Regions from separate parts of the Homo sapiens genome. Here region 1 is linked to region 2. A link is an interaction called in ENCODE POLR2A ChIA-PET data of the cell type or tissue named here. Cell type or tissue: GM12878. All regions are shown on one strand. Each heading gives the region's core, and the rest is flanking DNA. Links, peaks and the distances in the headings are about the cores only. Region 1 has its middle 88 kb from the start of ATF7IP2. Region 2 overlaps ATF7IP2 (activating transcription factor 7 interacting protein 2).

Region 1 (5,382 bases), core at 305-5,304, 95 kb after region 2:
TACATGGCGAAACCCCATCTCTACTAAAAATACAAAAATTAGCCAGGTGTGGTGGTGTGTGCCTGTAATCCCAGCTACTCGAGAGGCTGAGGCGGGAGAACTGCATGAACCTGGGAGGCGGAGGTTGCAGGGATCTGAGATTGCACTACTGCACTCTAGCCTGGGTAACATAGTCAGACTGTCTCAAAAAAAAAAAAAAAAAAAAAAAAGACTAGCTTTTAGAGAATGGCAAGCAGTTTGCGCTATGGTTAGGTAACCAAGTATTTCACAGTTTCCAGACCCGATGATTTTATTGATTATGCAGAAGCTTCTGTAAAATAATTTTTGTTTTTTTGTTTATTTTTTTGAGACAGAGTCTCGCTCTATAGCCCAGGCTAGTGTGCAGTGGCGCCATTTCGGCTCGCTGCAACGTCCGCCTCCTGGATGCGAGTGATTCTCATGCCTCAGTCTCCAGAGTAGCTGGGACTAAAGGCGTGCACCACGATGCCCGGCTAATTTTTGTATTTTTTTAGTAGAGATGAGGTTTTGCCATGTTTGCCAGGCTGGTCTCGAGCTTCCGGCCTCTAGTAATCAGCCCACTTGGGCCTCCCAAAGTGCTGGGATTACAGGAGTCAGCAGGCGTGCCCAGCTTTGTATTTCTTTTATAATAATGAGAACTAGTTAATAAAAATAAGTGAGCTTCTGGCCTTGATACAAAAGCATACAATTACAGTTGGAGAGATATTTAGAAGAAATTCAGCACAATCCAAGCCAAGATATATCATCAAATAGAAAAAAGAAAAAAAAGCAGTTGAAGATTCATTTGACTACTATGATACTGTTTGGGTTTTAAAATTATGTATAGGATATAAATATACCTATGTAGGTGTGCATATAGAAAGATAGAGCTACGTAAAAAGAGAAACAAATTAGAGAAGCACACATCAAATTGTAAATTGCAGTTATCTCTTGAATTTAGAAATGCGGAGGAGTTGCACTTTCTATTTTATTTATTTCTGTAATGATTTTATTATGATATTGACTCATATTTTAATAAGCAGAAAAAACAATGTAGATAAAAATGGAAAGATTCCAAGTAGTGTTTTAATTCCTTCTGTAACAGCTCTAGCACCCAGACTCTGAATAAATAATTTTTCTTTCTTTCTTTATTTTTTTTTTGAGATGGAGTTTTGCTCTTGTTGCCCAGGCTGGAGTGCAATGGTACGATCTCGGCTTACTGCAACCTCTGCCTCCCAGGTATAAGCGATTCTTCTGCCTCAGCCTCCAGAATAGCTGGGATTACAGGTGCCTGCCACCATACCCAGCTAACTTTTTTTGTATTTTTAGTAGAGATGGGGTTTCATCATGATGGCCAGGCTGTTCTTGAACTCCTGACCTCAGGTGATCTGCCTGCCTCGGCCTCCCAAAGTGCTGGGATTACAGGCGTGAGCCACTGCGCCTGGCCAATAATTTCAATAGAGAATTCATTCATTTCATACATGCTGGAGAAGCATGTACGAAAATACAGCCATTGTGCTGGGCCCTGGAGATACGAAGATGCAATACATCCAAAAAGGTCTTCATATTGGAGCCCCAAGTAGTGAAACTAGGGAAAGGAGGAAGAAGGAGATAGGCCAGGAGGAAGAGAATGAAGAAGAGAGTACTGTTACCAGCGCTCTCTCCTATCACTTTCATGGTTATAGCCCCAGCACTTTGTTTTGTTTTGTTTTTGAGATAGGGTCTTTCTCTGTCACCCAGGCTGGAGTGCACTGGTGCGATCTCAGCTCACTGCAGCCTCGACCTCCCAGTCTCAGGTGATCCTCCCACCCCAGCCTCTCAAGTAGCTGGGACCACAGGTGTGTGCCACCACTCCTGGCTAACTTTTTTTGTTTGCTGGTTTATTTTTTTGTAGAGACAGAGTTTCGCCATGTTGCCCAGACTGGTTGTGAACTCTTGGTCTCAAGCAATTGGCCATGCCTCAGCTTTCCAAAATGCTGGGATTATAGGCATGAACCACTGTGCCAGGTCTTGCCACAGCATTTTGGCTAGTGGCTGGCACATAGATGCTCAGTAAACTTGTTCAACAAATGAGTAACAGAGAAGGAAGAAATAGTGAATAATCTGATATGTCAGACGGAATGGTCATTCCACCAGCAATGTAAGGAAGAAACAGAGACAGGTTAGAGGAAGGCAGTGGCAATGTCAAGTAGAATTGTGGGGACGGAGGGCATGCAGAACTCAACCTCTGGGAGGAGAAATAGAAAAGAGAAGCTATAACTTCTCATTCTTAGGCTGCCCTTTCTTTTGTGACAGCCTCTATCTTGCACCTGCCACTCATTGGTACTTTGCTACATAAAGAAAGGTTTTATGCTGTTCTAGTGATTAGAAAGTTCATGATAATTATAATAATTTCCTTTGGTTCTCTTGAAATTAGTCTAGATATGAGATTTCATTTGGTGTACCTTTTATTCAACTATACCGAGCTGGCTTTGATGATGCAAAACACAAAATAGTTAATTATCAATTATAACAGGACATTTACATAATTACCAAGCAGACCCAAATTGAGTTCATCCTTTTAGAATGAACTTCAAAAGCTGGCTTTGAGTTTCCTCATGATTTTCTTTACTTCCCCAGTTTCCTCACAATAAAATTGTGTTACCCTTATAATGGCATTTTGAAAAAAATAGACCGAAAAAATAAATCAATGATATATTTAACTTTTTCTGTTCTAATCACTCTAAGAGTTTTGGGACAATTGAGTATCACCAATTGAAGAAAAAAAAAAAGAAAAAAGAAAAAACAAAAAAAAGAATTTCCCCTGTTACCACAAAAGAAAAGAGACCATATCCTCCTCCTCTTAGAGTATTCCTGAGAGAAACCTAGTGGTCGTAAATTCTTACTTTAATCTTTTGGTGTGTCTATAAATCTCTTCAGAGGCAAGTAAGCCTCTTGCCAGATTTACAACCCAGAAACATTTTTTTCAAAGGTCTTGGATTTATCCCCTTTGAAATGCAAATGTCTGAGGCAACTATATCTTGGTCACCCAGTCACTGTGGGCGCCTTTCTCTGAACTAGCGGAGGTGGTCATGAGAAAGGAGACCACTCCTCATGTTGTCTTATACTTAATTTCTTGTTTGCTGAAAAGGTAGAAGTTAAAAGAATAAGCAGAAGTGAAATTCATAGTCAGACAGCCCAGCGTCACATTTCGGGCCTGGTAGTTAAAATTCAACCCCTGACCTCACTGCTTGAGTTATCTATAGATTCTAGACACTGTATGAGGAAGCGTTGTGAAACTCCCTGTTCTGTTCTGTTTCGTTGTGATTACTGGTGCATGCAGCCGTCAGTCACCTACCCCTCGCTTGCCCAATCGGTCACGACCCCCTCTTCATGCAGTCCCTTTAGAGGTGTGAGCCCTTAAAAGGGACAGGAATTACTTATTCAGGGAGCTCAGTTTCTAGGACTTGAGTCTGCCGATGCTCCCAGAAGAATAAAGCTCTTTCCTTCCACAATCCGGTGTCTGAGAGGTTGTGTCTATGACTCCTCCTGCTACAGTTAAAGAAATTTTACTAACTTTCCAGTCCACTTCAAGCCCAATTTTTTCACCATTGTTGGGAGTCAGAAACCGATACCCCAAAATAGGGCACTCTGATGGGCCGAACTGAGGAAGACCTAAGGTCTCTCTGACCTCACCCACCTACTTCTCATCGCTCAGTCCTCCGTGTCTCCCAAAACACAGGATGAAGTTGTTCTCTGAAGTTCCCTTATCTACCTAAAGCCCGGACCTGAAAAAGAAGAAAACAATGACCCCGGTCCCTGAGTTTTCATTAGCTGAACTCACATCGCAGGAAGACTGACTGAAGTCTGCCAACACACCTGAACAGACTTGTCACAAATCATTTTCTGCTCTGCAGACCCAACAGACTTTGTTCTGAGCCACTGTGTGTTCTCTAAGCCCATTGAATTCCCCTAAAAATCCTTTGTGGCTGGGAGCTGTGGCTCACGCCTGTAATCCCAGCACTTTGGGAGGCCGAGGCGGGTGGATCACCTGAGGTCAGGAGTTGGAGACCAGCCTGCCCAACACGGCATAACCCCGTCTCTACTAAAAATACAAAAATTAGCTGGGCATGGTGGTGGGCACCTGTAATCTCAGCTATTCGGGAGGCTGAGGCAGGAGAATTGCTTGAACCCAGGAGGCGGAGGTTGTAGTAGGTGGAGATTGCGCCAGTGCACTCCAGCCTGGGCGACAAGAGCAAAACTCTGTCTCAAAATAATAATGATAATAAAAATAAAAATCCTTTGCTATTCTCCTAAAATCATTCACACTTTTCCATGATCCTCTCCCCTAAGAAGTCGGATATAGAAGAATCTGTATCCCTTTGGGATATTAGGCCATCACTCTGCGATCCTCCCCAGCACATGCTAATAAACGTGTATGCCTTTTCTTCTATCATTTACATTTTGTCAGTTGATTTTCAGGGAACTTTCAGAGGGCGAAGGTTTTATTCGAATGGATAATATCCCTTAACTCGTACATGATCTATTGGAATAAAAAAACTTTAGCCCCTAAACATAATGTCAAACTCCCACATAGTCAGTGCCAGCTGGATAGGAATGAGATTCTCTACTTTGCTTCTAGAGGTTGAATTTTTTTTTTTTTTTTTTTTTGGAGACAGAGTCTCACTCTGTTGCCTGGGCTGGAGTGCAGTGGCATGATCTTAGCTCACTGCAACCTCCACCTCCCAGGACCAAGCGATCCTCCCACCTCAGCCTCCTGAGTTGCTGGGGCCAGAGGTGCATGCCACCATGCCCAGCTAATTTTTGTATTTTTTGTAGAGATGGGGTTTTGTCATGTTGCCCAGCCTGGTCTCCAACTCCTGGCTTCAAGTGATCCACCCACTTTGTCCTCCCAAAGTGCTGGAATGATAGGTGTGAGCCACCACGCCCAGTCTCAAAGTTTCAATCTTTCAGGCAAAGATAGAGAAACCCTGCACTTGAGAATCCTAAGGTTTAACTGAGAACCAGGGGCAGTAGTTTCAGCCCAGCCACTGAGGAAGGGTGGGAACAGACCCTGAGGCACACTACCTCTCAAAGGTGATCAGTTTCATCCTTCAGGAAGAATTGGTTAATCCTTTCCATGTAAATTACCATCACATTCACTCACCCTTAGCTGGGCAGTGTTCCTGGGATCTTTTCTTCCCACTTCAAGAAAACAGTGGATCAAATCCCCAACCAACATTAATATCCTACAAATCTCTGCCAAAAATTTGATTAATTTCTACCCCAAAGCTCCACAGACAAATAGTGCAAGAAGAATGCCTTGGAGGGTTGCAACCACTTTAATGAAACCTCCCACTCCGGATCATGTCTTTTTGAATACACAAATAAGGCCATTGCACCAAA
Region 2 (5,382 bases), core at 146-5,145:
TCTCAGTTTTGGATTCCTCTTTGCAAGTATATGGAAATAAAACAGATTTATGTACACTGATCTTCCATCCTTCAACTTTGTTGAACTGGCTTTTATCTTTAATGGTTTGTGAATCTCTTAGAATTTTCTACATATTAAATCATGTTATCCGTGTATATTTTACTTCTCCCTTTCCAATTTCGATGCTTTTATTATTTGAAAAAAAAAAATGGGCTTCATTTTCCTGACTAGATCCTCCAGTACAATGTTGAATAGAAATGCCAGGAGGGGTCCATCTTGTTCCTGAATTAGCAGGAAAACCTCCAATCCTCCACTATGATGTTAACCGTGGGTTTTTTTACAGATGCTTTTTAACAAGTTAAGGAAGTTCCAAACTTTCCCTATTGTTTAATGTTTTTATCATGAAGGGACACTGGATCTTATCAATGCTTTTCACTATCTCTTAAAAAGATCATGTAGCTTTGTTCTCTTTGATATGGCACTTAACATTAAAGATTCTTGCATGAGAAATTTATTTTGCATTCCTGAAATAAATCTCACTTGGTCATGGTGTATAATCCTTTTATGTTAATTTCAAATTACTAGTATTTGGTTGAGGATTTTCACATCTCTATACATTAAAAAAACATCGTTCTGCAGTTTTCTTTTCCTATAGTATTGGGGTCTGCTTTTGGTATCCAAATAATACTAGCCTTACAGAATTATTTCAGAAATGTTCTGTCCTCTTCTATTTCTTGAAAGAATTGAAGAACTGTACCTTTAAATGTTTGGTAGAATTTACTAATAAAACCATCTGATTTGGGGCTTTTCATTTTGTCCTAATTCCACTGCTTTGTTTATGTTTGTTCAGATTTTCCTCTTCTTCAGTCAGTTCTGGCAGTTTTGTGTCTTTTTAGGAATTTGTCTGTTTCATCTATTAAATGGAGTACCATACAATTGGAATTATTCTATAGTATTCCCTTATAATTTTTTTTTTTAACTACTGGAAGGTCAGAAGTAATGTCCCCTCATTCATTCCTGATTTTAGTAATTTGAGTCTTCTCTCCCTTTTTTGTGCTCAGTTTAGCTGAATGTTTAATTTTCTTGATCGTTTAAGAAAATGATTTATGGTTTCCTTTTCTATTTTTGTCTATTCTATTAATTTCCACACTAATTTTTTCCTACATTCTGCTGACTTCAGGCTCAGTTTGTTCTTCTAGTTCCAGTTTTTCTTAAAAGGTCTAGGTTACTGATTTGAGGTCTTTTTTAATATAGCATTTATCACTATAAATTTTCTAAGAATTGCTGTAATTGTACCCTCCAAAACCTTTGATATGTTTGTCTTCATTTTCATTCACCTCAAAGTATTTTCTAATTAACCTCATGATTTCTTTGACCCATTATTTAGGAGTGTTAATTTCAACATATTTGTAAATTTCTCAAGTTTCTTTTTAGTACTGATTTCTGATTTTATTCACTGGTCAGATAATGTTCTTTCCCATAATTTCAGTCCTTTTAAGTGTGTTGGTTTGCTTCATGGCCTAGTGTGACTATATTGATGGATGTTCTACATACACTCCAAAAGTCTATTCTGCTGTTGTTGGGTGGACTGTTCAAAGATATCTCTTAAGTCTAGTTGGTTTAGTGTTGCTCAAGTCGTCTCTTGTCTCACTGATTTCCTCAGTTTTCTATCCATTATGACAGTGTTGTATTGAATTCTCCAATTATTACTGAACTGTGCATTTCTTCCTTCAATTCTGTCAATAGTTGCTTCATACATTTTGCTGCTCTCTTAGTAGGTGCATATATGTTTATGATTTGTATGCCTGAGGCACCAACTCTTCTGTCATTATAGAATGTCCCTATGTATCTCCAGCAATACTGTTTCAGTATATTTTGTCTGAAATCAGTATAGGCACGATAGCTTTACTATGGTTGCTATTTGCATGTTGTATCTTCATCTATCCTTTTACTTTCAGCCTATTTGCATCTTTGAATCCAAAGTCTGTCTCCTGTAAACAGCCTATAGGCCAAGGCTGTTTTTCCCTTCAGTATGAAAATCTCTGCCATTTCATGGGATTGTTTAATCCTTTCACACCTGACATTACTTGGTTGTTTTTGTTTGTTTAGAGATAGGTCTCTCTATCATGCACAGTGCTGAGATCAGAGCTCACTGCAGCCTTGAACTCCTGGGCTCAAGTGATCTTCCCACATCAGCCTACCAAGCAGCTGGGACTACACGTATGTGCCATCACACTCAGCTAATTTTAAAATTTTTTTGTAGAGACAAGGTCTTACTATGGTGCCCAAGCTCATCTCAAACTCCTGGCCTCAAATGATCCTCGGCCTACCAAGGTGCTAGGATTCCAGACATGAGCCACTGTACCTGGCCTTCATATTACTATTGACATACAGATGCTGTGTGACTTGCAGTAGTATTACATCCCAAAAAACCTATCAGAAATTGAAAATATCCTAGGTCAAAGATGCAGTTAATACAGGTACAACTAACCTACCGAGCATCATAGCAAAACCTAAGCCTACCTTAAACATGTTCAGAACACTCATATTAGCCTACAATTGAGCAAAATAATTTAACCCAAAGTTGATTTTATACTGAAGTCTTGAATTTCTCATGGCTTTATATTCTACCGAATGCCTATCACTTTCTGTAGCATCATAAACTAAAAATCATGTCAAATCACAATTCAGGGTCCACCTGTAGCTTGATTTATGTCTGCCTTTCACTTTTTGGCTTATGTCTCATGCCTTTTGTTCTATTCCTTTACTGCCATAGGATTTTTCCAATGGTGTCTTTTTTTTTTTTTTTTTTTTTTTTTTTGAGACAGAGTCTCACTCTGTCACCCAGCCTGGAGTGCACTGGCATTGAGGCAATCTCAGCTCACTGCAACCTCCGCCTCCCAGGTTCAAGCAATTCTCCTGCCTCAGCCTCCCAAGTAGCTGGGATTACAGGTGCCCACCACCATGCCCAGCTAATGCTTGTATTTTTAGTAGAGAGGGGGTTTCACCATGTTGGCCAGGCTGGTCTCAAACTTCTGACCTCAAGTGATCCGTCCACCTTAGCCTCCCAAAGTGCTGGAATTACAGGTGTGAGCCATCGCACCTGGCCTAATGGTTTCATTTTTAAAACTTCATTTTTCTTTTCTTTTGGAGACATGGATTCACGTTGTTGCTCAGGCTAAAGTACAGTGGGCATGAACACAGCTTACTGCAGCCTCAACCTCCGGGACTCAAACAAGACTCTAACCTGACCCTTCAAGTAGCAGGGACATCAGGGGCGCCCATCACACCCAGCTAATTTTTTTTTTTTTTTAAAGACAGAGTCTCACTATGTTGCCCAGGCTGGTCTTCAACTCTTGGGCTCAAGAAATCCTCCTGCATTGGCCTCCCAAAGTGCTGACATTAGACAATTTATGGGCCTGTGCCTGGCCTATAAATGGCTAACATTATGTTTATAATTTTTATATCAATGTTAATGAGAGATGGGTCTATTTTATTGGGTGTTGATATCAAAGGTTTGCTGACCTCATACAAACTACAAAGTCTTTCTAGTCTCTGAACAATTTCTGTGTGAATGGTGTTATTTTTCCTTAAATATTAGAATAATTAACCACTAATGCCATTTGGGCCTGGGGTTAACTTAGTGGTAAAGGTTTTCCATTAAAATTGAGGTAGAACCAGCTGGGAGCAGTGGCTCACACCTGTAATCCTAGCACTCTGGGAGGCCAAGGCTCAAACAGCCCAGGAGTTCAAAACCATCTTGGAGATGTCATCTCCAGTTTAAAAAAAAAAAAAAAAGGCCAGGCGCAGTGGCTCATGACTATAATCCCGGCACTTTAGGAGGCCAAGGCATGTGGATCACCTGAGGTCAGTAGTTCAAGACCAGCCTGACCAACATGGCGAAACCCCATTTCTACTAAGTACAAAAATTAGCTGGGCATGGTGGCGGGTGCTACTTGGGAGGCTGAGGCAAGAGAATCACTTGAACCTGGGGGGTGGGGGTTGCAGTGAGCTGAGATCTTGCCCGTTCACTCCAGCCTGGGGAAAAGAGTGAAAATCCGTCAAAAAAAAAAAAAAAAAGATAATACAACCATTCATACTTTTTATATCTTTTGGTGTCAATTTTACCTATTTTTCCATTTCAACACAATTTAAAATTTGTCAACACAAAGTTCTTATAGTATTCTCTAATTGTATGTGTAATACCTGTAGTGCTGTCCCTCCTTTTCTTTTTTTTTTTTTAAACAGAATCTCACTCTGTCACCCAGGCTGAAAGGCAGTGGCACGATCTCAGCTCACTGCAACCTCCACCTCCCGGGTTTAAGCAATTCTCCTGCTTCAGCCCTCCAGCAGCTGGGACTACAGGCGTGCACCACCATGCCCAGCTAATTTTTGTATTTTAGTAGAGATAGTGTTTCACCATGTTGGCTAGGCTGGACTTGAACTCCTGACCTCAGGTAATCCACCTGACCTGGCCTCCTAAAGTGCTGGGATTACAGGCATGAGCCACTGCACCCGGCCTCATTCTTGATATTAGTGATGTGCTTTTCTCTTTTTCTTGATCATTTTTATTAAACATGTACCAAGATTGTCAAAGTCAACAAAAATACAAAAAAGACAAAAAGAGGCTGTCAAAGTACTTTAAGTTTGCTAGCTTCCTATTATACAGTGTTCCATTTCATAATTTCCTGCCATATTCCTTTTCTTTTTTTATTTGACACAGAGTTTCACTCTTGTTGCCCAGGCTGGAGTGCAATGCAAGATCTCCGCTCACCGCAACCTCTGCCTCCTGGGTTCAAGTGATTCTCCCATCTCAGCCTCCTGAGTAGCTGGGAGCCACAGCGCCTGGTCTTTTTAAAATTTTTATTGCCCAGGCTGGTCTTGAACTTCTGGGCTCCAGCAATCCACCCACCTCAGCCTCCCAAAGTACTGGGATTACAGGTGTGAGCCCCCACGCCCAGCACATTTTTTTTTTTTTTTGAGACAGGGTCTCTCTCTGTGGCCCAGGCTGGAATGCAATGGCGCGATCATAGCTCACTGTAACCTTGAACTCTTGGGCTCAGCAATTCTCCCATCTCATTCTCCAGAGTAGCTAGGACTACTGGCGCATGCTACTGCACCCAGCTAATTGTTTTTCATAGCGATGGGGTCTCATTATGCTGCCCAGGCTGGCTTCAAATTCCTAGGCTTAAGTAATCCTCCAGTCTTGGCCTCCTAAACCATTGGGATTACAAATGTGAGCTACAATGCCCTACCCTCCTTCTGCTTTCTTTGCGTTTGCTTTGCTGTTCTTGTTGCAGCTTCAGGTAAAAACTCAGATATTTTTTCAGTCTCTCTTTTTCCTTTTCATTTTTAGAGTCACACTTTGTCACCCAGCTGGAG

The links. ChIA-PET counts read pairs that join two places held together with the same protein. Peaks named below come from ENCODE experiments on the same cell type or tissue, not always from the same donor. Only the 100,000 strongest peaks of a DNase experiment are listed, where the experiment ranks them.
Region 1: POLR2A ChIA-PET joins it to region 2 with 5 read pairs; 5 of 35 experiments call an interaction of 5 or more read pairs at or near these places.

The regions. Positions count from the first base shown.
Region 1 is chr16:10,295,471-10,300,852 of GRCh38, reverse strand. No RefSeq gene overlaps it. Among named protein-coding and RNA genes, the nearest start is that of ATF7IP2, 88 kb to the left of the region's middle. RefSeq lists an enhancer at 3,016-3,065. In GM12878, for the core only: no CTCF peak of the experiment used is centred there; DNase peaks (open chromatin) are centred at 2,139 and 3,272; H3K4me3 peaks cover 1,030 bases; H3K27ac peaks cover 2,767 bases.
Region 2 is chr16:10,390,755-10,396,136 of GRCh38, reverse strand. All of the region lies in intron 1 of ATF7IP2 (activating transcription factor 7 interacting protein 2), which reads right to left. Among named protein-coding and RNA genes, the nearest start is that of ATF7IP2, 7.4 kb to the right of the region's middle. In GM12878, for the core only: no CTCF peak of the experiment used is centred there; no DNase peak of the experiment used is centred there.